5 separate regions of the Homo sapiens genome follow, and regions 1, 2, 3 and 4 are each linked to region 5. The links are chromatin loops, found by intact Hi-C in ENCODE. Cell type or tissue: Calu3. All regions are shown on one strand. Region 1 holds the start of SPOCK3 (SPARC (osteonectin), cwcv and kazal like domains proteoglycan 3). Region 2 has its middle 290 kb from the start of TLL1. Region 3 has its middle 56 kb from the start of SPOCK3. Region 4 has its middle 16 kb from the start of ANXA10. Region 5 overlaps SPOCK3 (SPARC (osteonectin), cwcv and kazal like domains proteoglycan 3).

The links. Hi-C counts contacts between places; a loop is a spot of excess contacts. Peaks named below come from ENCODE experiments on the same cell type or tissue, not always from the same donor. Only the 100,000 strongest peaks of a DNase experiment are listed, where the experiment ranks them.
Region 1: a loop joins it to region 5, with 3 times the contacts of the local background. A loop is called at or near these places in 13 of 110 quality-filtered maps.
Region 2: a loop joins it to region 5, with 5 times the contacts of the local background. A loop is called at or near these places in 16 of 110 quality-filtered maps.
Region 3: a loop joins it to region 5, with 11 times the contacts of the local background. A loop is called at or near these places in 63 of 110 quality-filtered maps.
Region 4: a loop joins it to region 5, with 9 times the contacts of the local background. A loop is called at or near these places in 50 of 110 quality-filtered maps.

The regions. Positions count from the first base shown.
Region 1 is chr4:167,231,726-167,236,725 of GRCh38, forward strand. SPOCK3 (SPARC (osteonectin), cwcv and kazal like domains proteoglycan 3) reads right to left here and starts at 2,769. Exons shown (of 11, transcript NM_001040159.2): 1 at 2,725-2,769; 2 at 2,260-2,448. The coding sequence starts at 2,448. In Calu3, no CTCF peak of the experiment used is centred here; a DNase peak (open chromatin) is centred at 2,766.
Region 2 is chr4:166,164,036-166,169,035 of GRCh38, forward strand. No RefSeq gene overlaps it. Among named protein-coding and RNA genes, the nearest start is that of TLL1, 290 kb to the left of the region's middle. RefSeq lists an enhancer at 1,802-2,096. In Calu3, a CTCF peak has its summit at 2,027 (motif pointing right); no DNase peak of the experiment used is centred here.
Region 3 is chr4:167,288,234-167,293,233 of GRCh38, forward strand. No RefSeq gene overlaps it. Among named protein-coding and RNA genes, the nearest start is that of SPOCK3, 56 kb to the left of the region's middle. In Calu3, no CTCF peak of the experiment used is centred here; no DNase peak of the experiment used is centred here.
Region 4 is chr4:168,074,143-168,079,142 of GRCh38, forward strand. No RefSeq gene overlaps it. Among named protein-coding and RNA genes, the nearest start is that of ANXA10, 16 kb to the right of the region's middle. In Calu3, a CTCF peak has its summit at 3,087 (motif pointing left); a DNase peak (open chromatin) is centred at 3,059.
Region 5 is chr4:167,019,673-167,024,672 of GRCh38, forward strand. All of the region lies in intron 3 of SPOCK3 (SPARC (osteonectin), cwcv and kazal like domains proteoglycan 3), which reads right to left. Among named protein-coding and RNA genes, the nearest start is that of SPOCK3, 210 kb to the right of the region's middle. In Calu3, no CTCF peak of the experiment used is centred here; a DNase peak (open chromatin) is centred at 2,079.

The sequences.
Region 1 (5,000 bases), 210 kb after region 5:
ATTATGCATTCTGAATTATTATTTGAGAAACCACACTGTCAGCATACCTTTCATCATGTTAATAATAAGCAACAGGTGGTTCAAGGGTAAAAAATGATGGCATTTATCCGCTCCATTCCCTCCAGAAGTCATCTTTGCAAAAACATAACTGTCTTACTAAAATGGTAATACTAAAACCTGATGAAAGTTTTTCAAATAAATCAATATTTATTTTTAGGTGTTGCATATACTTCAAAACAGATATTTGCATAAAATGTATCAGTAAATCCTTTTTAAAATTTATGTACAATTTTGATGGACTTTTTCCTTGAGATCCTAGAATAACTGAGAATGATATAGCAATAAAATCTCCATCTCTATAGAAATTGACTCCATAAATTCTAGCATATTTAGCTCTATAGTAGGCAACTCAGCTTGTCTCAATAGTTTAAGTCAAACACATTCACAAACTGTCCAAGTCCCTCAATAATTTAATAAAGTAATTTGAATAAAATAAGAGAATACTAAGTTATTCAAAATTTAAAATACATTTTAGAGAAGAAAGCTTTTATCTCTGCTCTCATTGAAGATAGTAATACTCTTACAATTCTCCCAGCGAGGAATCTTGTGTAGTTGATTTTATTAAAAAAAAAAAAAACCCAAAACAAATAGAAAACAGCATGCAACCAGTATTACCTACTAAATATATCCCATTGTTGGGAGGTCTTTCAAAAATTCATTTCTAGAAGATTTTAAAGCAGCCATTAAATAATGAAATGTCATAATGTCAAACACTGTTCAAATACTGATGAAGTGTTCAATTTTCGTTTTTGTTTTTGATTTTGCCAAATGAGGGCATGATAAACAAATTTTCTTTAGGTTTAGGAATATCTCACTCGCTATCCTTTTTGCTTGTACTCAATATTGGTGTAAACTTAAAACAAATATGCAACGGGTATGCTTTTATAAGGGCATTTATTTAGCAATAAAATGATGCTTAAGCTTTGTTCATGAAGTATGTAGGCAAGGTTCTCCATTAAATATTCTCAATCAAATGGCTAAACCTAATTTTAAAGTAAAAATTTGTGTTTCTTCAGGAATCCCTCTGCTAGATTTGGCTTGTCAGCTACTTCATGGAGAGGCTGAGAGAATGGGTTAGAGGAGGCAGGATGAAAGCTAGCCTAGGCTCCCTTTTATTTTCCTAAATGGTGACTGAGTCGGAGCTGATGAAAGAAGTTAACTCATCTCCACGTAGTGCACTGCAGATGGACTCCACGAGAAATTCTCTCAAATGTCACGGTAAGGATTGGCAATGTGTCTAGGAACCACTCTCGCTCCAGTTCAGGCCTTCCGCGTTTTAAAGGGTGGGCTAGGGGCGGTATTCAGCCAACAGGGCGGCCTCCTCACTGGGACAACCAAATTCAAGGCTTCCAGTTGTATCGTGCTCTGTACGTGAGCAGCTCTTACTGGGCTCCATTCAGATCAGGTGAGGAAAATAAAAATGACTGGCAAGCCATGGCCACTAGCTTCAAGTGTGGAAACCTGGCTCCCTCTTAATAACCCTTTTGAAAACTCCCCAGGGGAGTCTATGGTTTAACTCTTTTATCGCTGTCACCTGCAATCCTCCCGCCCTCGCAACCTCTTCCCGCAGAGTTCAAGGCAGTGATTCATTTTGGAATAAAATATAATCAAATGCATTGCAAAGATGTTCTAGATTAAAGTCATGTCGAAGCACAAATCTGATCGACAATTTTATGTAAGCGGGAGCGTTCAACGAGTCCTTACTGGTGCCGCCAAACATCCTCCCACCCTTGGAGAGCGGGCATTTATAAATCTTACATCTTCCTACCTCCTCCCTCAAATTCCTTAATGGACCATTAGTGACAGGATCGATCCTAGTTACTTTAGTAGCGATACATCGCAAAGGCACATCTGCTGTGTTTACCAGTGCCAGAAACACCATTCAAAAGTTGAGAGGTTAGAGCCAGCACTTTGTAACCTTTGTGGGCCGGGAGGGGGCACAGGGGAGAGCAGGGTGGGGGAGGAAGAGTGTGAACCTGGTGAGACCTGAACTCCTGTGCATCCAAGAAACAAGCCCTTGAACCAGCTGGGAGGGGGCAGCGGAACTGTGAACTTCTCCAGCAGCCCTGCGCCGCCGCGTTTCCCTAAACCCCTCTCCTCAGAAAACGGAGCCCACTCCCCACCCACATCCGGCGGCCGCGGCCCCCGCCTCGGAGCAGCGCGCGCGTGTGCCCGGGGATGTGGGTGCGCGGAACTTACGTCTCGGAATTTGTTCCACTGTCCGACTTCCTTGTCATACTGAGAGATTGTGGTGAGCCATTGTTTATCATCCAGAAAATTACCGCCGTCCGACCGCCCCCCGGCTGCAGCCACCGCCGCGGCAGCTGCGAGAGACTGACTGCACCAAGCGGCTGCACACACACACAGTACGGCTGACACCTTGAGCATCTGGGAGAGGAGACACAACGGGGGGTGGGGGGGCATGTCAGTGTCAAATAAGGGGTACGAAGCCAGGAGCGACCCTGGAAAACATGCATTAGCAACGACGAGGGTAGAGGGAGGAGGAGACAAGCAGAGGCAAGCGTGTCCCCTCCCCGCAGGCTTTACCCCCAAAAGCCGGGCACTCACACACACGCAGACCCAGAGGAGGAGAGGTGGGTATAAGGAAGCAAGCCCCAGCCGCAGCAGCCCGAGCGGGCACAAAACCGCTTCCTGGCACATCACCTTGTTGTGAGCCAGCACTGTGCTCGCAGCTCCTGCTGGAAATGCAGCCCTGCTCTGCCAACTCGCTGCTTTCTGGAGCTGCTGCACGCGCCGCCGTCTCGAGCCGTCCACTCAGCTCCCTGCGCCCGGCGCGCTCCCCCCATCTCCACCCTCCCTTCGCGCGCGGATCTCCAGCTTACTCCCCTCCGTTCCCCCTCCCTCCCCGACCTCCGTTTTTTTCCTCTTCCACCTCCTCCTATCCCACCTTCCTCTCGCTGGATCCCAGCTACAGTTGGCTCCGGATAGGACGCTTGGCTGGAGCCAGAGGACGAGGTAGCTCCTAGCCTAGGAATCCTTATCTGCTTTGTAACCTCTCCCCTCCAGAAGAGGTTCTCATGTTCGCGAGACAGCCTGCTCATTCTCTGCTCCTGGATTTAACACAAAGTGTACTATCTCTCGCAGTTGCCTCTGCTCCACAATTTCCAGGGTTGTCAGGCAGACGTGAGAAACAAGATCTGAGGAAAACTTTATGCATTAATAAATAAGAATACCTGGACTTCCTACCCTGTAAAGCTCCTGAACTCAGCTCCTCCCTAAAGAAAGGCCATCTATCCACAAGGTCTTGGGAGATCTGTTTAATTTCAGAAAATTTAAAGTTTGCTGTGAGCTTCTGGATTACTACCGACAGCAAACTTTCATGTTAAAGGTTGCAGTTTCTTTTTTTCTTTTCCTTTGTGTGTGTGTGTGTGTGTGTGTGTGTGTGTGTGTGTTTTGTTTTGAGAGACAGAAGCATAACGAGGTAGGGCGTTTGAGAACACCTATATCTCCTACATACTGTAGCTGCATTTTTCCCTTTATAAAAACTCCCTGGCAGCTTTATTTTAGAACGTAGAACCTGAATCGGAAACTTTAAAAGCCTACTGTCTCCCTCCTGCAAAATAAGACAGTTTTGAAGCCCGAACACCAATTTTGTATTCCAAACTTCCATTTATGACAAAATATTTGGCTTTCCATGTCGTTTCTACATATTCTAAATAAACTGGAAGGAAATCAGTAATTAGCCCCTTGTAGAGAAAATCTGATACAGAGAATCTCTCATATTTAGAGAATTTAGGTGAAGTGAATATTACACATAAATCAAGAAATGTCTGCAAGCCAATAGACTGCAATAACATTATGAATCTCTATTTGAATTATTAGAGATTTCAGCCAAAACTACATCTCCCAAAGCTACGACCTTTGAACATTTCTTGTAGCCTCCAAAACTTCAGAAGCTATTCGAATAGCAGCAGTACACATTTTCCATATCAATCTCGTCTAACATTTTGCAATCTATATTAACAAAACGACCAAACTCAATGTTTAATGTTAATTTCCTTTTTTAATGTAATATTTCAAAATAAATGTATAATATGTATGGTAGGAAATATAAGTGTAATATTTATATAGGAAAGAAATTTCTATTACTATTTTTAACTCAGAAAAAGATGTTTTTCTCAATTCCCCCCATTTCTACAGTGATGAATGCAATTAGTGGAGAAAAACACGGAACATACTACTGCAATTCATGGGAGCCCTGATTGACACGAACAAATGTCAGAAAACTTTAAGAATATAGATGTGTGCTAATTCTTCAAAGATATTTATTTTTGCCTGTTCACAGAGGGTTATTACCATGTAGTTTACATATTTAAATTCTTGTTTAGTAAATTTATTAAGACAATAGTAGGTGGTCCATTCTCCACTATCACCTTTTCCTGACCCCTGGTCCTTTGACCTCCCACACTCTCATCCTTAGCTCTCTTCCTCAAAATTTGAAGAAATACTTTATTATTAATAAGAATATCTCATCATGTTTTAAAACCTCATTATTTCTAAATTTAAGTCTAATAGGGAAAGCACAGAAATTGTTTCTTACAAGAAACTGATACTTGGCAGAAGTCAGTAATTCTAAAAGTAAAAATGACCTTCTAACCTTTGTAACTTACCTTTTAAAAAGATAGTTGTTATTAGCTACAAAATACTTGATGAGGAATAATGCTCTAACACTCATCCCCTTCAGCATCTGCTATACATTTTAGCTCAATAACTGGCACCATCTAAGGCCAACATGGTCACCTTTAGATTTATGGAAGCACATATATTTATGTTTATACAGCATTTCCCCCCCAAATACGTCTATTTTGTGGCTGACTCTCCAATGTTCAGAGCATGTTTTCACATCTAGCTTTCACTGGCAGCTTCCCATACTGCAGCTCCACAGGGACGTCTCCAAGTTGTGAAATTTGTTGAAAACA
Region 2 (5,000 bases), 860 kb before region 5:
GTGTTTGTTTATATTTTAATAACAAGGGAAGGTCTCTGAAATAATGACTATTAGCATCTGTTCACAACAATATTTGTGCCAGATATTTGTTTTTAAAAAATGGAGCAAATGTATTAGGTAATATTTGTAGAGACACACTATACATCAAGGACTATCGTTAGGTGGTTCTTTTGATTCAGAGCCCTCTGTGCCTCGCCAAACAGGAGGAATTCTTTAATAGAACTTTTGTGAGCAATTGGTGATCACCTTCCAAATGTAATCTGATTCAGAATATAATAGTTATTCTGTTTAATTATCAGATTGTAACCATGGAAGACACATCTAAACTCAAAAAAGAGAAACGTCTGTGAGATCTGAGAATTACCTGTGTTCATTATGAAGAAGTAAATAAAATACAATGATTAAGAAAACATATACAACTTTCCCTACTACAGAGCAACTTCATGTATGTATTTGATTTCAGTACATAGTTCTCATTTGTCATTTTGTTTCTAGCTGCCTCAGTTAGGGTGGAAACTTGACTGTATAACTTTCCAAGGTAGTAGAGCTAAACATGGGGATTTAGGACTGTTTTGGGGGCAGGAAAGGAGAGTTCTGGTTCTCGAGTTTCCCTCTGGCACACTTAATGATATCCAGTGCAGGTATATACCTCAATAAAACCAGAGCCAGAGAAAATAAATGTAGACACGTTGTTCTTGAATCATACTAATTTTCTGTAGATGTCTCTAGGAAAATTTAAAATGGGTGAAATGGAAATCCCTGTATATCCAGACTATGCTTCCTCATGGCCTCATTTAAACGATAACCTGGCCAGTAGCTTCTTTCTGATGCCTTTCCTGAATAGTGACAGCAGACGAAGTTATTCAAATGCCTATTGAAGAGTTCTGGAGTATGCAGGAAAGCGCTGCTGTGGAATAATGCCTAGAAGGCAGGGTAAATTTCCACTTAAGGTCTTTTCCATAGCAAGTATTATTTTTAAGGCAGTGGAATTATTTGATCCTTTGAGGGAATAGAGTTTGCAGCTAGCTGAAGTGAGTAGATGAGTCCTCAGAGTTGGCATTTGTGGGCTGTTGTACTATTTTTTTTATTTTACTTTAGGTTTGGGATACATGTGCAGAACACGCAGGCTTGTTACATAGGTATACATGTGCCATGGTGGTTTGCTGCGCCTATCAACCTGTCATCTAGGTTTTTAGCCCTATAGGTATTAGGTATTTGTCCTAATGCTCTCTCTCCCCTTGCCCCCAACACCCGACAGGCCCAAGTGTGTGATGTTCCCCTCCCTGCGTCCATGTGTTCTGTATGTTTACTGCAGCGCTATTCACAATAGCAAAGACATGGAACCAACCCAAATGCCCATCGACGATAGACTGGATAAGAAAATGTGGCACATGTACACCATGGAATACTATGCAGACATAAAAAAGAATGAGTTCATGTCCTTTGCAGGTACCTGCATGAATCTGGAAGCCATCATTCTCAGCAAACTAACACAGGAACAGAAAACCAAACGCCACATGTTCTCACTCATAAGTGGGAGTCGAACAATGAGAACACATGTTGTACTATTTTAACTTCAGTAGCTTCAGCAGTTGGCATCTCACGGATGCCTACCACTCCAGGGATTTAAAATGAATGCTTATGTCACAATCTCTACCATGTTCTTAGCTTCTCTTTCTATTGTCCCAGTACTAGTTGTCTTCACTTGGTGGGTGCAAAAGTCTGAGCCCACATAAACTGACTATGGACATCTAGTTGCTTTTTTGTCAGCAGTAAACAGTTGTTTCAAACTCTTGTGTTTTTCAAGAATATAAACACTTTGTTAGATGATTCAGAGGTTGTGTCATGAATTGGCGCTGATTATTTTACTTGTCTACAAGGGGGTCTCTGCCTATTCCCTCAATGTGATACATGCTCTTCGTTAGAATGCATGTTTTTAAAGTAAAACACCCTCCCTGTCTTATAACTCATGAACGCTAGATGTCAGTATTGCTCTTTTTCTTCCAAACCAATGCCCTTAGTGAATGATGTCATAGCCTGCTCGGTCTTTCAGCAACGTTGTACACACAGAAAATTGTTCAGCTCAGAGTCTTTTACTGAAATAGTCGGAACCATATACTCTCTGGCTTTCTATGATATGGTTCACGTTGTTTTAAGGAAACATTATCATTTCTCTTCTGCAAAGAGCAGTATTTTTATGAAAAAATTAAAGGTAGAATCAAAATAATAGAAAAAAAATTATATTTGTCAAGGCCTTTTTAATAATAATGGTTTTATAAAATGCAGCTGCCACTAATCACTTTTGGATATAGCTAAATTGCAAACATCTCTGAGATCTTGATGGATGAATAGCAGAAGATATAATACAAGTAATAGCATTCAAGAAGGCAAACTATCAAATATTTTCAAAACTATATATAATTTGTTTATATTGTCTCATTTGAATTATGCATCTTTAAAAAGGTTGTTAGAAAGCAATATTTAAGCATTTTGTTTTTGCCAGGAAAAAAAATCAACAACAGAATATCTTGAGACAAAATCCTCCAAACACCTTTGTATCTAAAGCCACACGGTCATTGTCAGTTGGCAAACTCAGATATTTATATTAGCATATAAAATCTTCTTTAGGGGCTACATGTTACTCAGGGTTTTTACCGTCCACTTGCTTCTTTCAGAAAGTTTCATTTGGCACCCATTCATTCAGTCAGTCTTTATTTCATTCAGCAAATAGTTATTGAATACCTACTCTATGCTCTATGCTATATGGTGTTCTACACCTTGGGGCTACTGAACAAAAACTATATTATCATCTTCATGGAAATTACATTTAAAGGTAGCAGGCAGAGACTGACAAAAAATGATACAAGTAAATATATTATATAATTTCACAAATGTTAAGTTCCATTAAGAAGAACAATGCAGAGCCGGGCTTGGTGGCTCACGCCTGTAATCCCAACACTTTGGGAGGCCGAGGCGAGTGGATCACGAGGTCAGGAGATCGAGATCATCCTGGCTAACATGGCGAAACCCCGTCTTTACTAAAAATACAAAAAATTAGCCAGGCGTGGTGGCACGCGCCTGTAGTCCCAGCTACTCGGGAGGCTGAGACAGGAGAATGGTGTGAACCCAGAGCTTGCAATGAGCCGAGATCGTGCCACTGCACTCCAGCCTGGGTGACAGAGTGAGACTCTGTCTAAAAAACAAAGAAAAGAAAAGTAAAACAATGCAGAATTATGGGACATCAAATAGTATAATTGGGACATCACATAGTATAATTAGTTTCACAAGAGTAGTCCTGGAAGACATACATGTGAGGGTGACATTTATTTCTTCTTATTATTTTTTGAGAGGGAGTTTCACTCTTGTTGCCAGGCTGGAGTGCAATGGCGCGATCTCGGCTCACTGCGGGTTCTGCCTCCTGGGTTCAAGCAATTCTCCTGCCTCAGCCTCCGGAGTAGCTGGGATTACAGGAACCGACCATCACGCCCAGCCAATTTTTGTATTTTTAGTAGAGACGGAGTTTCACCATGTTGTCCAGGCTGGTTCCGATCTCCTGGTCTCAAGCGATCCACCCGCCTCGGCCTCCCAAAGTGCTAGGATTACAAGCATTAGCCACCACACCCGGCCTGAGACACCAATTGAGCCTAGATCTGAACTAAGTGAGGCAGCGAATAAGGAATTACAAGGCAAGGATCAGCAAGTATAAGAACACTGAAGTAGAAGTAAACTTGCTGTATTTGAGGAGGCCCTGGTAACATAAATGTTGTAGACTGAAATGAGATTGCAAAAGGTCAGTTTGAGAACATAGCAGGATTGAGGCCATGGAATCTACGATGATGATGATGATGGAGATGATAATGACAGTAAACATTTATTAAGAGTAATATATGCCAAGTGGTTTTATAAACACTTTACATATATTATTAAATAATTTAATTTTTACAGCAACCCAAAGAGAAGGACAGTATTTTTCCTTCTTTGGAGAGAAGAAAACTGGGTAATAGAGAGTTTACGTTCACAGGAACTAGTAGAAGCTGGTGCAACTGGCATATATATTAAATCATTTTGGCTCTAGAGCCTGTTCTCTCAACTATTAAGTGATTGTAAGCAATGAACATTTTTTTCTAGTTCTTTACTTATGTGTCATATATCTACTGCTTTGCTGCAGCATGAAAGAGGTGATACCATAAGGTATAAAAAAAACAGACACTAAAACAGCGGGTAATACTGAGATTCATATTTTAGCTCTCCTTCTAACTTGCTTTTTGGATTTAGAATATCTCTTTGCCTCTTCGGATGTCGGTTTCCTCAACTGTAAGATAACTGTAAGGATGCAGACTAGAGTTCACAAGTTGGCAATCCTGAGGACAGTGATATTTCTCCATATGTGTTTCCACTAGACCTTTCATTAGACAATGGTGTTGTCATTGCTGTTATTGGAATGAAATTGTTTAAAACACTTGAAATTGAAATAACTTGTATACGACTGTAGATTTATGGTTTGAATTTTAACATCTGAATATGTAACACTATTAAACTTGTATTCAGTGAGCCAGGTGGTCACCTAGACAATGAGTGGACCTCCAGAAGGAGCACGAACTCTACTTCCACAGTTACACAGCAACAGCCATTTATGTCACCTGTCAGGCCGTGGGATGTATTTTTAATGGAATACCCAGGTCCAACTATTCTCTGAGATCTTTTCTAGCGCTAGATTTTATGTCTCCACTTAATTTTCTTCAGTGATATGAGATTATGGTGTAAAAGGGGCTGATTGAGGCCGGAGAGAGATGGTACAGAAAATACCAATTGTCATTCCAAAGTTTTGCAACCTTGTTCTTTTGAAAGAGACATCCCTGTTCAACAGGCAAAGGGAAAAGAATGAGTTTGAGGTAAACCAGAAGTTTTGAGGTAGAAAAAGATGACTGTTCTTTATGCCTCCTTCTACTGGTTCTTTGAAGGTTGCTGACTTCATTTTGTTTAAAACGTGAATTTACAAC
Region 3 (5,000 bases), 270 kb after region 5:
CTTTTTATCCAATTTGCCAGTCTGTGTCTTTTCATTGGGACATTTAGCCCATTTACATTTAAGATTAATACTGTTATGTGTGAATCTGATCCTGTCATCATGATGCCATCTCGTTATTTTGTGCATAGTTGACGCAGTTTCTTCATAGTGTCATTGGTCTTTATATTTTGGTGTGTTTTTGCAGTGGCTGGTACCGGTTTTTCCTTTCCATATTTAGTGCTTCCTTTAGGAGCTCTTGCAAGGCAGGCCTGGTGGTGATGAAATCCCTCAGCATTTGCTTCTCTGGAAAGGATTTTATTTCTCCTTTGCTTATGAAGCTTAGTTTGGCTGGATATGAAATTCTGAGTTGAAAATTCTTTTCTTTAAGAATATTGAATATTGGCCCCCTAATCTCTTCTGGCTTGTAGGGTTTCTGCTGAGAAGTCTGCTGTTACTCTGATGGGCTTCCCTTTGTAGGTGACCTGGCTTTTCTCTCTGGCTGCCCTTAGCATTTTTTCCTTCACTTCAACCTTGGAGAATTTGATGAATATGTGTCTTGGGGTTGATCTTCTTGTGGAGCATCTTAGTGATGTTCTCTGTATTTCTTCAATTTGCATGTTCCCCTGTCTTGCTAGGTTGGGGAAGTTCTCCTGGATAGCATTCTGAAGTGTGCTTTCCAGCTTGTTTCTGTTCTCCTCGTCTCCTTCAGGTACTCCAATCAATCTTAGGTTCGGTCTTTTTACATAGATCCATATTTCTTGAAGGCTTTGTTCATTCCTTTTCATTATGTTTTCTTTAATATTGTCTTCGGATCTTATTTCAGCAAGGTAGTCTGCATACACTTATGGCCTTTCTTTCGCTTGGTTGATTCAGCTACAGATACTTGTGTAAGCTTCACAGAGTTCTCGTGCTGTGTTTTTCAGCTGCATCAGGTCATTTATGTTCCTCTCTAAACTGGTTATTCCAGTTAGCAGCTCTAACCTTTTATCAAAGTTCTTAGCTTCTTTGCATTGGGTTAGAACATGCTCCTTTAGCTCAGCAGAGTTTTTTATTACCTATCTTCTGAAGCCTACTTCTGTCAATTCGTCCATCTCATCCTCTGTCCAGTTCTGTGCCCTTGCTGGAGGGTCATTGCTATCATTTGGAGGAGAAGAGGCATTCTGGCCTTTTGGGTTTTCAGCATGTTTTTTGTTGATTCTTTCTCATCTTCATGACTTTGTCTAGTTTTGATCTTTGAGGCTGCTGACCCTTGGATGGGGCTTTTGTGGGGACTTTTTCTTTTTGTTGTTGTTGATGCTGTTGTTGCTTTCTGTATGTTTGTTTATCTTTCAATGGTTAGGTCCCTTTTCTGTAGAGCTGCTGTGGTTTGCTGGGTTTTCTCTTCAGGCCCTATTCATCTGATTTGCTCCCACGCCTGTAGATGTCACTCAAGAAGGTGCCTCCCTTGACTGGGGGGTGGGAGCTCTTCTGCCCTCTGTGACTCTCAGGTGGGCCATGGCACCACATTGCTCTTCCTTCCTTTCCATGGATCATACCAGCCGCCTAGTCAGTTCTGATGAGAAAACCTGGATAGCTTGGTTGTTGGGGCAAGATTCACATGCTATTATGGTTCTTTTTGATGGAAGCCTCTGATCGCCGCTCCTTCTTGTCAGCCATCTTGCCCCACCTACCTTTTCTAACTACTAAGGATTCTTTTTACTTCTCCTAGAACTTTTTAACTACTCTAAGCTCTTCTCTAGATATTATAGGTAGCTTCCTTGGAAACATGATTATATTTATTATTCATAATTCTTTCATTGATTGGCTTAACTTTCATTTAAATCATTCATTTGAAACAATTGAAATCTAATGAAATCATCCTAAATTAAAATGGTAATACCACATCAATAAATTTGTCATTTATTGTTCATCTTGGAATACTCTTAGCCTCTTCACATAAAACGTGTTAAAATTAAAATTGTAAGAGTTATTATCTATTTTTCATTTTTATTTATGATTATTAATAAGAGGAATAGATTATCTTATGACTTAGCATAATGTTGGCTTTATACTCATGTGAAACACTTAGTTTATTACTACTCCTACTACCTCATATTTCTAGTCCTAATGTTGTCATAACGGTAAAAACTCTATCTGGTTCATCCTCAAATATCATTACCATCTCTGAAACACTCCAGATAACATTTGCACCATATAAAGAGAACAATACAATTTCATTTTAAAGTAAAATATATTATGCATTCCTGCTAAAATGTTTAAATCATGTAAAATTCATGGAATGTTAAATGTTTACTAGCTGACCAAACAAACATTGCAAATGGAAAACTCATTAATATATTTCTAAGTATAAGCAGAAAAAAATGTCATTTCCATACATTCTAAAACTTTTATTCTCAATGGAAATATTTTCTCATTCTCAAGAGAAAATTATTTTTGTAGTACAATTTTAAAGGGAGTTCAATTATTTAACCTTTGTGCTGCAATTGTTAGTGAATTGAGATTTTTTTTTATGGACACAGTAACATGTGAGGAATATTCTAAATTTATCATTAAAAATAGTATTTTGTATATATCAATAGAACTACTGTTATGAAAAAAAAAAACACTTAAAAAAAGTCACACACTGAAATCTTACCATTTTTCCTGGTGTATTTAGTAAAAGAGTGCCCCCTTGTGATTTCTGAATACTTATACAACAGTGAGGTCTACTAATCCTGGGGAAAAATTTTTAATTAAGAAAAAAAGGCTCCTCTCATCCTTAAAATACAACCAACACTTTATTTTTGCACATGAAACTATTTTAAGTTTAAATTTATTTTACTGGAAGTAGAAAAAATTTATTTCATGGAGATTTATCAGAAAGCAGTTTTAAGAAAACCACTAAACATTCTAGGACGCCAGCTCACAGAATGCATATACTGCTGCTGTTTTCCATTTTTATGCCCACGTAGGTGGCTCTCTAGAGACAGAACACTGTTTCTAGAGAATAAAGCTGCTGAGCTTACATTGATTGGAATTTTCCTGACAGTGCAGCATAATTCTGACATGTTTTGTGCTTATTCTTCATTATGAACCTAGGACACAATACATAGGGCCATATGTTCCTCTGAGTCCTCAATGGAACTCCCAGGGATACCAGCAGGCAGTTGTGTAGATCCAAGAAACAGCAAAGCTCATATTGAGACTGGGAGTGTCATGACTTTGGGAGCTTTGGCTCATGCATATCTGAAACACTGGAGAACATTCGATATACCATTAACTGAATGTGGTACCAATGAGAAATTATGAAATTAAGTTAATGGAAGACTGGGGATTTAATATAAAATTACTAGGCTAATTTTACCACTGTTTACACTCAGTCAATAATTTATTAGCAATGTAGCTAATTAAGGTTGCAGAGTATCATACTTCTCTGGAAGGACAAAAAATATTTATATGTAATAGAATAGCTTAGTTTGAAATAACTTTTGACTCTCCATTTCTAACCATGAAAAAAAAATCTCTCAATTTAGTTAGCCAAAAAATAATATTGAAGGACAAAATAATGGTTTGGTAGAATAAAAGGGTGATTGATAGATCGGGGAGGCAAAAAAGAATATTAGCTTTTCCAGTTAAAGCCAATTTGTCAAAAGTAGACCAACTTTTTTAGGCTACTTGTAATAAAAGTTGAAAATATAAACAACTATATGAATGTTAGATATTTTTCAGATTATTCAAATTTCACAGTCATCAAAAAATAGAACTTGTAGATGAAAGTACAAGAAAAAGAAATCCGTTTCCTGTGAACATTTCCCTAGACCTGAGTTTCTCAACAGAGGTGGAGCAGTTTTACTCCCTGGGACATTTGGCATTCTCTGAAGACATTTTTGATTGTCACAATAAGGTGGACGTGTTCCTGGCATCTACTGAGTAGAGGCCATAAATGTTGCTAACCATCCTAGAATGCACAGAATAGTTCCCAATAACAAAGAATTTTCTGGTCCAAATAGGTAGACTTAGAATTTTAGATTTTAATAACCTATAAGGCCTTACCTTGCTAGATTTTGTATGCTCCTTTGCATAATTCTTCATTTGAAATCAGGCTGACAGTGGAAGTTTGTGATAGGAAGAACTTGGCTTACAAATATTACCATTCCTTTTTTACTTAAAAACATTTCTACCAATGTGTAAAATATCCTACAACAGATATTTTTCTTAAAAAACTGTGTAAAGGAAAATTATTAATGAATATGTAGAATCCAAGGTTTATCACTCTCTCAGTACTCCATCCCAGTCTCCCACCCTGACCTTCAGATATTCGGGATGGGGTCCAGAAATCTACATTTAAATAATATACCCAGGTGATTATCCCACAGGTGTTTGTAGACTACATTTTGAAAAATGCTACGCAGATTCCCCTGAAGATTCTCATCAGTAAAATATTCCTTTATCTTTACACAAAATTATTTTACAAATTCCAGTGCTCAATATGGGGCATATTTAAACTTGTTTTCTTGTTTCTCTCCCTGGCAGAGAAAAGTCTACAAACCAGCTTTACCTTAAGTAGAGAAACATGGAGGGAGAGAAGGCAGGGAGATAAAAATAGATTTAAAAACTAGGTATCTGATTACATGTAAGGAAATAGAATACTTTGTTTTTGTTGTGTATTTTTAATGATCAAAGTTTCTGAGAGTTTGGAACAGAATGCAAGACAACATTGGAAATCATAGACCAAGGGGTGACTTTGAGTACCTTCTAAGTGTTAGAGAAAATTTTAATATATTTTTAAATTAGCCATTAATTATTCCTATTTTTAGTTTTCTAGCATAAAACAAAATAAGACAAACCCACCTAGTCCCTATACTCAATCATTAAAAATGAAATTGTAGAATTTACTTGCAAATCTCTAATGAATAAGCCACATTTTTGTTATTTCACAGGGCATGCTATCAAAATGACCAGTAACATATCTATGAAATACTAATGTCATTCATTCAATCTCAAAGCATGCAATTTAGACATCATAAATACAACCACGATAA
Region 4 (5,000 bases), 1.1 Mb after region 5:
TAATTTTAAGTAATGATGAAGTTTCTGTTTGGGAGAATTAAGAATGAGAAAGGGGCCAGGCATGGTGGCTCATGCTTATAATACCAGCATTCTCGGAGGCTGAGGTGGGCAGACTGCTTGAGCCCAGGAGTTCAAGACCAGTGTGGGCTGCATGGTGAAAACCCATCTCTAATAAAAGCACAAAAATTAGCAAGGTATAGTGGCATGTGCCTGTAGTCTCAGCTATTCAGGAGGCCCAAAAGGGAGGATTGCTTGAGCCCAGGAGGCAGGGACGGCAGTGGGCCAAGATCACGCTACTGTACTTTAGCCTGGGTGACAGAGAAAGACCAGGTCTCAAAAAATAAAAGTGGAAATAAAAGAATGAGAAAGGGTGGGGAAGCCAGGAACTACTGTTGCAGGATGACTTTCTGCCCATCTCTGATGTGGAGTATCACAAATATTGCAACCGTTGCTGAGAAGAAATTCCTGTCAGTGGATGCTGGAGAGGAAAATTCCTGGCTTGGAAATTAGGGAGCTAAATGGATTACAAAAAAGAAATTTCAAAAGGAGAAGCCAACCAAGAATACCCTGCTTTTTTCTAGAGAAAATGATAATAATAGGAAAGCAGTCGATGGCTTCCATGACCACAGATGTACAGCATGTGATCCTGACTGTAATGCCCAAAGGCAGTGGGGAAGATAGCTGTTTCAACCAAAATATCCCCTCAGCAGAGACGAGCATCACAACACATTTACACAGGTCACATGGGGGTGCGAATTCAAAGACCGCAGAAATGCAAGGGTAGTTAGTTAAACGGTTAAGCCACTTGGGAGTTGATCGCCAACTCACTTCTGAACCTCTACTGAAATCAGTGTTGTGCATGAGAAGTCAGAGAACTCTATTGGATACTGTCAAATGAACAGGCATGTTAGTGCTTACTCAGCACCCTCACTTATTGTAGCTTTTGTGGAAACATGGATAGAAGGAGTAAACTCCAAATCCATTAAGCTGTATAAAATCAAAGGTAAATAACATAAATCTTGAAAAGGAAAATTCCCCAAATTCACCCTTAGGTTTTAAATGGAATATTTCTGAGGCTGCTGAATTGTTGAGAACATAAGTAACTTTTATTAGTTGCAGTAATTCTAAAAAATTTCCTAACTCTACAGGTTTGGTCAAGATATGATAGATGCTATAAGAAGCTACAACTGCTTGGACTCCTTATTTGACTTCATTATTGCGGAGATAAGATGGGATGAGTGAAACTATGGAAGGACTCCTTGTCCAAGTACTGCAAATAAGGGTTAATGATGGAAAAATGATTAGGGTTAATAAAAAGAAAAGGAAATATGGATAAAAGGGGTAAAAAAAAGTCCTGAGAAAATTTAAACTGAATACTAGTGTTCAGAAGGTTGATTAAAAATAACATTAATAAGGAAAAGACAGATGTTATAAACACTAAAATTGTCATGAATTGCTATGTAAAGATTAGGTGGTCTGGCTGCTCCATCAATTTTTCAACCTATAAAGGAATTGTGACAGTTTTGCTCAATTTATTTTAGTCTCAATAAATTTTTAAGAATCTGATTATTGTACAAAAGAAATTCATAATCCCCTGAGTGTCAATGCCCATGAAAATTGTATGGGGAAAAAGAGAAGATTCTGACTCTGGATGACAGGAGGGCCAGAGCCCCCTGACTCAACACCCCAGCCAGGGATCCAAGGCTGTTTCCATGGGTGTGAGTAAAATGGCCCGAGGGTGGTGAAGGAAATTTAGTTGGCTTTCTGGACACCGGTGTCCAATATAACATCATACAAAGCCCGTTAAGGAAAAGTTAACAGGCAATAGAATTGAGTTAGGGAGATACGGTGAGCAACTCCAAGGAACAGCAGACAAAAGTATGGCTAAAATATAGGCATTTATTAACAAAAGTTATGTAAGGTTGTTGCCTCACTCTGCCAGAATGTGTGGTTAGAATGGATCTAATGTCTGAATGCAGGACTCTTATCTTACCCAGGTTATTAGGAAAAAGGTTGTCTTGCAAATCTGTTTTTAATCCTTTTTTACTGGAGCATAGTAGATGGGAAATTTCAAAATTATCTAAGCCCATTCAAGTGGCCAATTTAAAGCAATTAGAATAGACTAGGTTTGGATACCTGAGGCACATAAAGAAATTTTGTTTTCAATTAAAAATGTTTTAGATGTAGGTATATTAATAGCCACAATTTCCTTGTTTAACAGCCTGTGGAAGAAATGATGAAACCCAGAGATTCACTATAGAGTACAGAAATAATAAATAATAACCCTCATGCCATGAGTAGTGCACAGTATCGTATTAACTATTCAAGCGGAACAACAAACTAAGGGACACTATTATTCTGTGACCAAATTGACTAATGCTTTCTTTTCCATTTCTACTTATGAAGAAATTTAAAGCCAATTTGCATTCGTGTGAGATGGATGGAAAAATACACATTTACCATGCTCTCGCAAAGATATTTAAATTCTCCTGCTTATTGCTGTACCTGATGAGATGAAACAGATTTGAATCAATTGGAGAGTGCTGCTATTTGTGATAGTAATGATATATTGTTTATGTATCAATCTCAACGCTAAGCTAAAATTGCATTATAAACGCTTGTTAATCATATGATTCCAGAAGATGGCTGATTAACTATCATACAATACATATCTCAGAAAAATGGTGAAATTCCTTGATATCTCTTGAACAGAGGAGACTAGGGCATCCCTCATAAAACAAAAAATAAATGATTTTCTCTGTGAACTCCAAAATCAAAGCAAGCAATATAAAGTTTGATTAGGTTCTTTGGTTTCTAGAGAATTCACATACAACATCTGAGAAATGTTATCAACTGCTATTCACAAAATTACCAAGAAAAAAATAACCTGAATTTGAGCAACAGCACTTCTTTTATTTTTTTTACAGTTTCAAAGAAACTTAGCACAATCAGGTCTTTGTGACCTTACTAAGCACATGGTAACTTCATTACCTCCATGTTCCAATGATTTTGGAAATGTCCAGTCAAAGCAGCCATGCTGACTGAAGCACTTGGCAAAAGCCCTTGACTGACACCCAGTGGTCATTGCTGGTATTTGGGACTAGAAAGTAGCCTATTTCAACTTCAAGGTAAGCATCGCTTGAAAACTATCATTGGCTTGTTATTGTAATAGGGGCTTTAATTGAAATCGTTTTTATTACAATAGGATATAAATTTATTTTGAGATATGAGATACCTATGGTTGTGGGTTATGTCATACCATCATTCCTACATGGAAGCAAATGAAGGAAATAATTTCCTCATCAAATGAACATGTACATTAAGTCTCCCTGTGGAATTGTGTAAGGACATAACTTGTCCCTATGACAAGTTTCCAAGGGTGCCAAAGGGTGTCAAACAAGTAACTGAAGTTTAGATGGTTCCCAAGGGTGGAAGACCAACACAATAAAAATTCAGTCTAGAAAGCAACCCCATTGTTGAAGTGTTAGTGACCTTACTTTAGGTGAAGAGGTAAAAAGATAAATCTGCTTAATAGGCAGAAATGAGTCATGTTTCTTCTGGCACCAGAGGAACTGGATAATAACAAAAATGACTCTTGCCAATTCTTTGGTAAAAACCAATAGAGTTGGCATATAGCCTGAGATAATGGGAAAATAAAGGAACCCCGTAATCTGAAATTTGATATGGAATTGGAGGTGGGCATCAAAGTGCATCACTCACAAAGTAAACCCCAAATACCTCCCAAAATAACACAGGTAACTCCTATTACTGATTACTCACCTTGGCTTAGCTACATAACTACAGGACATAAAAGATTCCACCAGAATGCTTTTAAGAAGTTTTCCCAAAACAAGGCTCACTGCACAAACGGAAGCCCGAACTGGAGATGAAGCACGTTCTGTGCATATAAGAAGGACTTTGATAAGCAGGTCCCTAATATTTGCCTCAACCCTTTCTCCTACTCAACTGTGTTCTTCACCTTTACTGAAAGCCTTATACAAGGATGCTCTTTGAAGTCTTGTGAGTCCTTTCAATTATCGAAGTCTGATTTTCAATCTATGGAATCTCCATCTGTATTATGAAATAATAACAATGCCTACTTTGTAGGGTTGTTTCAAGGAATGAATTAAACCATTTAAAGTGCTTAGAACAGAACTGGCACATTCATTGCTTTAAAATCTTATTTTATGTCAATGGAAAAATAGCTTCATCACAGTAATTTATGTATAATCTTTCATGGTAAATGACAATACACACTGTATAGATAAATTATAATACATTTAAATTACTTATGAAATCCTGTATTTCCATAAAAACCTATTTTTTATTTCAATGGATAAGACTATTATATGTATACATTGAAAACAAAATATTCTCATATTATAATACAAACTTTATTTAGTGATTCCAACAAAAGAACAATCAGGTTTAAATCTCTACTTATTGCCACATTTGTTCCGTAAGAATTGAGTTTTCCCTACTACAGGTTAATCATGTTGATGATAAATAAGATGTACAATATGTAGTTTATTTCAAAACAAAAGTATTTATAAGTCAAAAGGTAAATATGATTCAGAAACACTTGTTACTATTTTAATATACTTTGCTTTTAATTGTAATATTACCTATTAAAATATTCAGATGAGACCAATTTAGCAGCATCTTATTTTTTCTTTAGTGATAATGATCCTCTGACTACTAATCTCTGTGTGGATATATGAAAATTATTATTCCAAGGATGTGAAATTTGTTTCAAATTAATGCACATGACTAATATGCTAGAATTTAATTTTCAAAGTGATGAAAATGTTTATAGTAAGTTACTTTTTCTTTGACTTTTAATTAAATTTCTTCTACAAGGATTAGGACATATAATTTTAAAAATAATTAAAATTTAATTATTTTTATTCATGACTTCTATTGCTACAAATTGGAAAGGGTCAGTGCAAATTTCCAACTAGAATGAATCTTAAATGGACTTTAGAACATCAGAATATGTC
Region 5 (5,000 bases):
TAAAGGTATTTATTTACCAAAAATTAAAATGTGTGTTAGGGACTACTGAGCATTCTCCAAATATCACTTTTTCTTCTCCTGAACATTTCATTTTCCGACCTTCTTTTCTAAAGAATTATAACCGTGTGACTGAATTCTAATTGATAGAACATAAATAAAAGCAATGTGTACCAATTTTAGACTCATCCCATAATTATCTCTCCTTCACCATCCTCTGTGATATATTTCCACTTCAGCTGAGATGGTGCTCTCCAAGGCACTGGAAGGTCAGGTACTGAAGAGGGAAAAGCTGCATTGGCATGGGTTGCTATGAGTGACTGGAGCACAAGCCCCCCTGAACTTGGAAATACTATTGGATGTTACAGAAGTGAAACTTTAATTGAAATGAGATAACTTTGGGACCTTTTGTTACTGTAGCCTAACCAATCTCATGGAGGCAGATATTGCTATCTTGCAGTGGAGTGCCTACATAAAAGAAATCTAAAATGTGTGCATTGTCTTACTGGTCAGGTAGGAGGTAGTATGAAAATAGATACAGCAGTTTGGAAATATGGAAACCCATGCATTCAGTAATAAAACATTTTGTAAAATAGCCATATAACTTTTAAGGCAGATGAAGTGCCTATTTGGCCTCTAGGGGAAATTTCTAGAATAGCATTTGCAGTTTCCAAAGAGGGTAACATGTCTTCAAAGTTTCTCTATTGCTTATAGATTGAATGCATGCCCTTAAAAATTCATGTTGAAACTTAATCTGCATTTTGGCATATTAAAAGATGGAGTCTTTGGAGCAGTTATTAAGTCATGGGGGTGCTGCCCTCATGAATGAACTAAGGCTCTTATGTAAAGGGCTTTTGGGTGTGAGTTCACTCTCACTCTTCTGCCATGTGAGAACAGTGTTCATACGTCCCTTGTGTTCTTCCACCTTCTGCCATATGGGGGCAGAGCAAGAGGACCCTTACCAGATGCCAGTGCCTTGATCTTGTATTTCCCAGCCTCTAGATCTGTGAGAAATATGTATGTGTTCTTTATAAATTGCCAAGCCTGTGGTATTTTGTTTTAGCAACACAAAGACACATGAAAGAAGCATCATTTTTTCCATGAAATAACCATATCCTTACTTCCCATTACAAAAAAAAGAAGCTCACCTCTAATAACCACTAATACAAGCAAAACAACAATCAAAACAGCATGTTTCAAAATTGTTGGGATAAAGTTGAAGAAGATGGGTGGAGTAAGTTAAGATGCATCAGTTTCTTAGGGCCAGAACTAAAAGGTGGAAAAAGTGAATTCCAAATTCTAATTGGAAATATACTGTTAGATTCATTAAAGTACTGACTTTTCCTGAGAATGAAATTGAAGAAGCACTTGTTAAGTTGGGTTACCTATTGAAACCGATTGATAAAATATTATTATGCTGTGTCACTCATTGAATAAAAATTATAAGAATACTGGACCTTGAAAAAACTTAATCTTAAAATAAAATGCTCAGACTTTTAAAAATCAAATGTTTCTTCCAAAGATATTTACTATTTACTATAGCAAAAACATAGAAAATATTAACACAAAGTGGCTCATTAAATGTCTATTTAAGTCATCTTATATAATTTGTAAATTTTATAAATCTTATACACTTCAGAAATTTGGATGATTTTCTTTATTGTTGTCATTTCTTGCGAGTTAGTCCTGAAGTAAAAAAATTGTAAGGTAAAATAGATCTATTAAAATCTTGTGATAGCCCACCCATCAGTCCTCTCACTGGAGATATATAAACAGTGATGTGTGACTGGCTCTTATTTCTTCCCAGTCAAGTTCTCAAAAGTGGGTGTCAAAAGTTCTTATCTGGGGACTGTGGTAACTTAGGCAAGGAAGGCTAAACAGGGGAATGACAGGGATCAAGAGAGTTCCCACATCCCTACCCCTCTCTCCGGTCGATTTCCCCAGATCAGATTGATAAAACTGGCACCAACTAACTTGAGGAAATTCCTAGAATTACAGCCACTGTCCTAGTAGGTTGCACAGGAGCCAGAACGACCCATATCTATACAAAAAAAAGGTCAAACGGCCACCACCAGGTGGCGCCAAACAGCAATCCAAATCAAGATAATTTCGGATGGCACAAATGAACCCACGGAGTTCTCAAACAACCAGACACACAGACATGTCCAGATTGTTTTTTAATCTCTCAGTAATAGAAAATGTACATTTTAACTAAAGGTTTTTGGACCCCAATTCTCCTTCGGTGGGTATTAAGCTTATATAATAACAATAATAATTGCAGTACCCTAATACTACCTCTATAACTTAGTAATTCTTTTACTTGTGAGAGAATAGAAGATAAACCCTGCAAAAGTTCTGGGATGTGTCACGTTGGTAAAGTTTCTAGGAACTCTGTTAGTTTGGAGCACAGTGTGATACCCGAACGTCATTTGGATGTGCTGTTCCCATCTAGTACTGAATAACTCATAAAACTGTGTGTCTAGGTTGGGCGTGGAGCAAACAAAAGACCTGCACCAGATCCAGATTGAGAAGCAAGCAGCCAGGCTATGCGAGCCTTATGATCCAAGACCCAGTAGGAGAATATAATATAAATCTCTAGGATATTCACATGAGACACATTCCTCTTTTGCCATCAACTGTTCTGCAACTGAAAAATATTATCCAGCTTGTCCCCAAAGCCTGACCGGAGTAAACCAAGAAACCAGGCAGCCCAATTTGCCCATTATAAACTGGGTGATTTCTAATGTGTAGGAACATACCATCATTAAATAAAATGTGTATATATAAGATCAAGGCCAAGAAGTTCTGGAGAAGACAAATACACTGAGTGAGTGACTCAGATGCCCATGGTGCTGAGCCATACTGTTGTACCACTTTTCCCTCAACCCACAGGTAGGGCCTCAGATGGTGAAAAAGATACAATTGAAAGTACAGCCCAAGTTTATGGATAGGTCAGAAATGAATTCCATTGCATTATGAACCTCTTCAGAGGTAACCCTGAAACATAGTGATAAAGGTAAATCCTATTAGAGTTTAGGGCAGCATATCCCATAATGTGCTGTATGTGGGAGGCAACATGACTTAAATTACAAATAGACCCTGAGTCATGGCCAGGGTTGATATGCTGGCCAGCTGGTTATGGACATGGGAAGAACAAGACTAAATGATTGGGACAAGAAGTCAGTGAGAGAGATATGTAGATGATCCTCCAGGAATACACTCAGAGGAAGCAGATTTTTTTGTTCCACATAAATGCCACTCAGAGAGAGCTCTTAAATCTTTTATAACAGTCAGCTCTTTTTCTAGTCCCCAAGGTCTTTCCTCCAGTCTTCCCAGTTTTTGCTCAAGAAATTCATGTACACAATGATTGTGGTGACATGTATAGAGACTATGCACAGGAATTTTTTTTTTGGCTAAATGGTTTTTCACTTAGTCAATGCGAGCTAATGGTCTTCCCCTCACAAGGCTTATCTGGATACAGATGTTTGCCAAAACTGCCAAGAGCAGAGGTCATTGCTGAGGTCCCGATATGGCACAATTCTTCAGGGGGACCATTTTGCATCTTGGAATCCAAAATGCATCTCCCTGGACTAACTTTTATGAACTCAGAAAAAAAGACTTATTGATAGCCATGGGTACTGTGTCTGGTAGCCAGAGGATTCACCTGGGTGCATTCTAGTACTCAAATGTCTAATAGTACTGGTTTATTGGATATTGCAACCACCAAATAAAGATACTATAATTATATCAATCATATGGGAATTAAGACTTGGATCATCACACTAGGTTAAAAAAAAAAGAAAAGAAAAATTCAACAAGCAAAAAGTTGTTGGCAAAGAGTAAGGGGGTGGAGGTATGGGATGGATGCCAGTGTAGGAAGCTACAGTTAATTACTAACTTAGCTTTCATGACACCAGTGGTGACTTTAACAGCCGTAGTTCTTTGATGAGTTATTTTTCCCCCTTTTTCTCTGCTTCTGTACTTAAAGAGCACTGGTGGTTTGTAATGCTCCAGGCATGGTTCTGTAAAGATATGACAAAACTGAAACTCCCTTACAGCGATATGGTGAGACTACTGGGACTTTGTATGTTTCCCACGTGGAGAAATGGGCTAGAGAAAGGACAAGATTACACATGCTGGGGAGAAAAGAAAGTAAACCCTGCTGAATATCCCCCTAATGCAAAGCCAGACTGTTTTCTATCCTGCTCTACGCTGTAAGTCTGACCTCTTTAAAATTTATCATCTTGACCTCCTTGCCCTCTACAAAGTTATTGGTGGGCAGAGGCAGAAAGAAGTCAAAATGTATATTTCTCCCTTTTCTCTCCCTGCTACTCCATGTCTGCATGCCTCACCTATGCAGATGCTATTAACGGTGAATCTCTCTCCCGTGGTTACAATTTGCCTGGAGGAATTGCCTGGGTTCCCTGCATCCTGTCAGTCCTAGGAGTGGTGACAATTTTCTCTGTTGCTAGATCCTGGGTGCTTCACCATCCTTTCTTGGATCCCTTAACCTGTTCACACTTTTGCGCACAACTTCTACTCAACTCTCTTTAATTACTGATTTGTACAGTCTTTTCCCTGACGTTTTCCAGCTGAAAATGACAGATTTGCTAAAAAAATTAAAAATGAGTTTAGAAATATCATATTATTATTAATTCCAATAGTCAGAATTATTTTCAAATTTATTTTTTACTTATAGGTAAGATCAGGAGCTCAAATAGTATAAAAGGGTCACAATTAAATGTATAAATTTCTTACACGTTAACTGGTTTATAAATTTCTTCTAATAAATTCTATTAGATTATGTAAGAGATGCCCTGAGAGTTAATTTTAACCCTACAATTATATTTCTAGAAATCAACCCTGAAATAATCAGTGGGCAAGATGTAAACAAACTATATCAACTAAAATATTCTTCAATTTCAATTTGAACAAATACATTAGGATATGTGTCAGTAACCCCTCAAATAAGACATTATGCAGTCCCAAAGACATGAGAATAA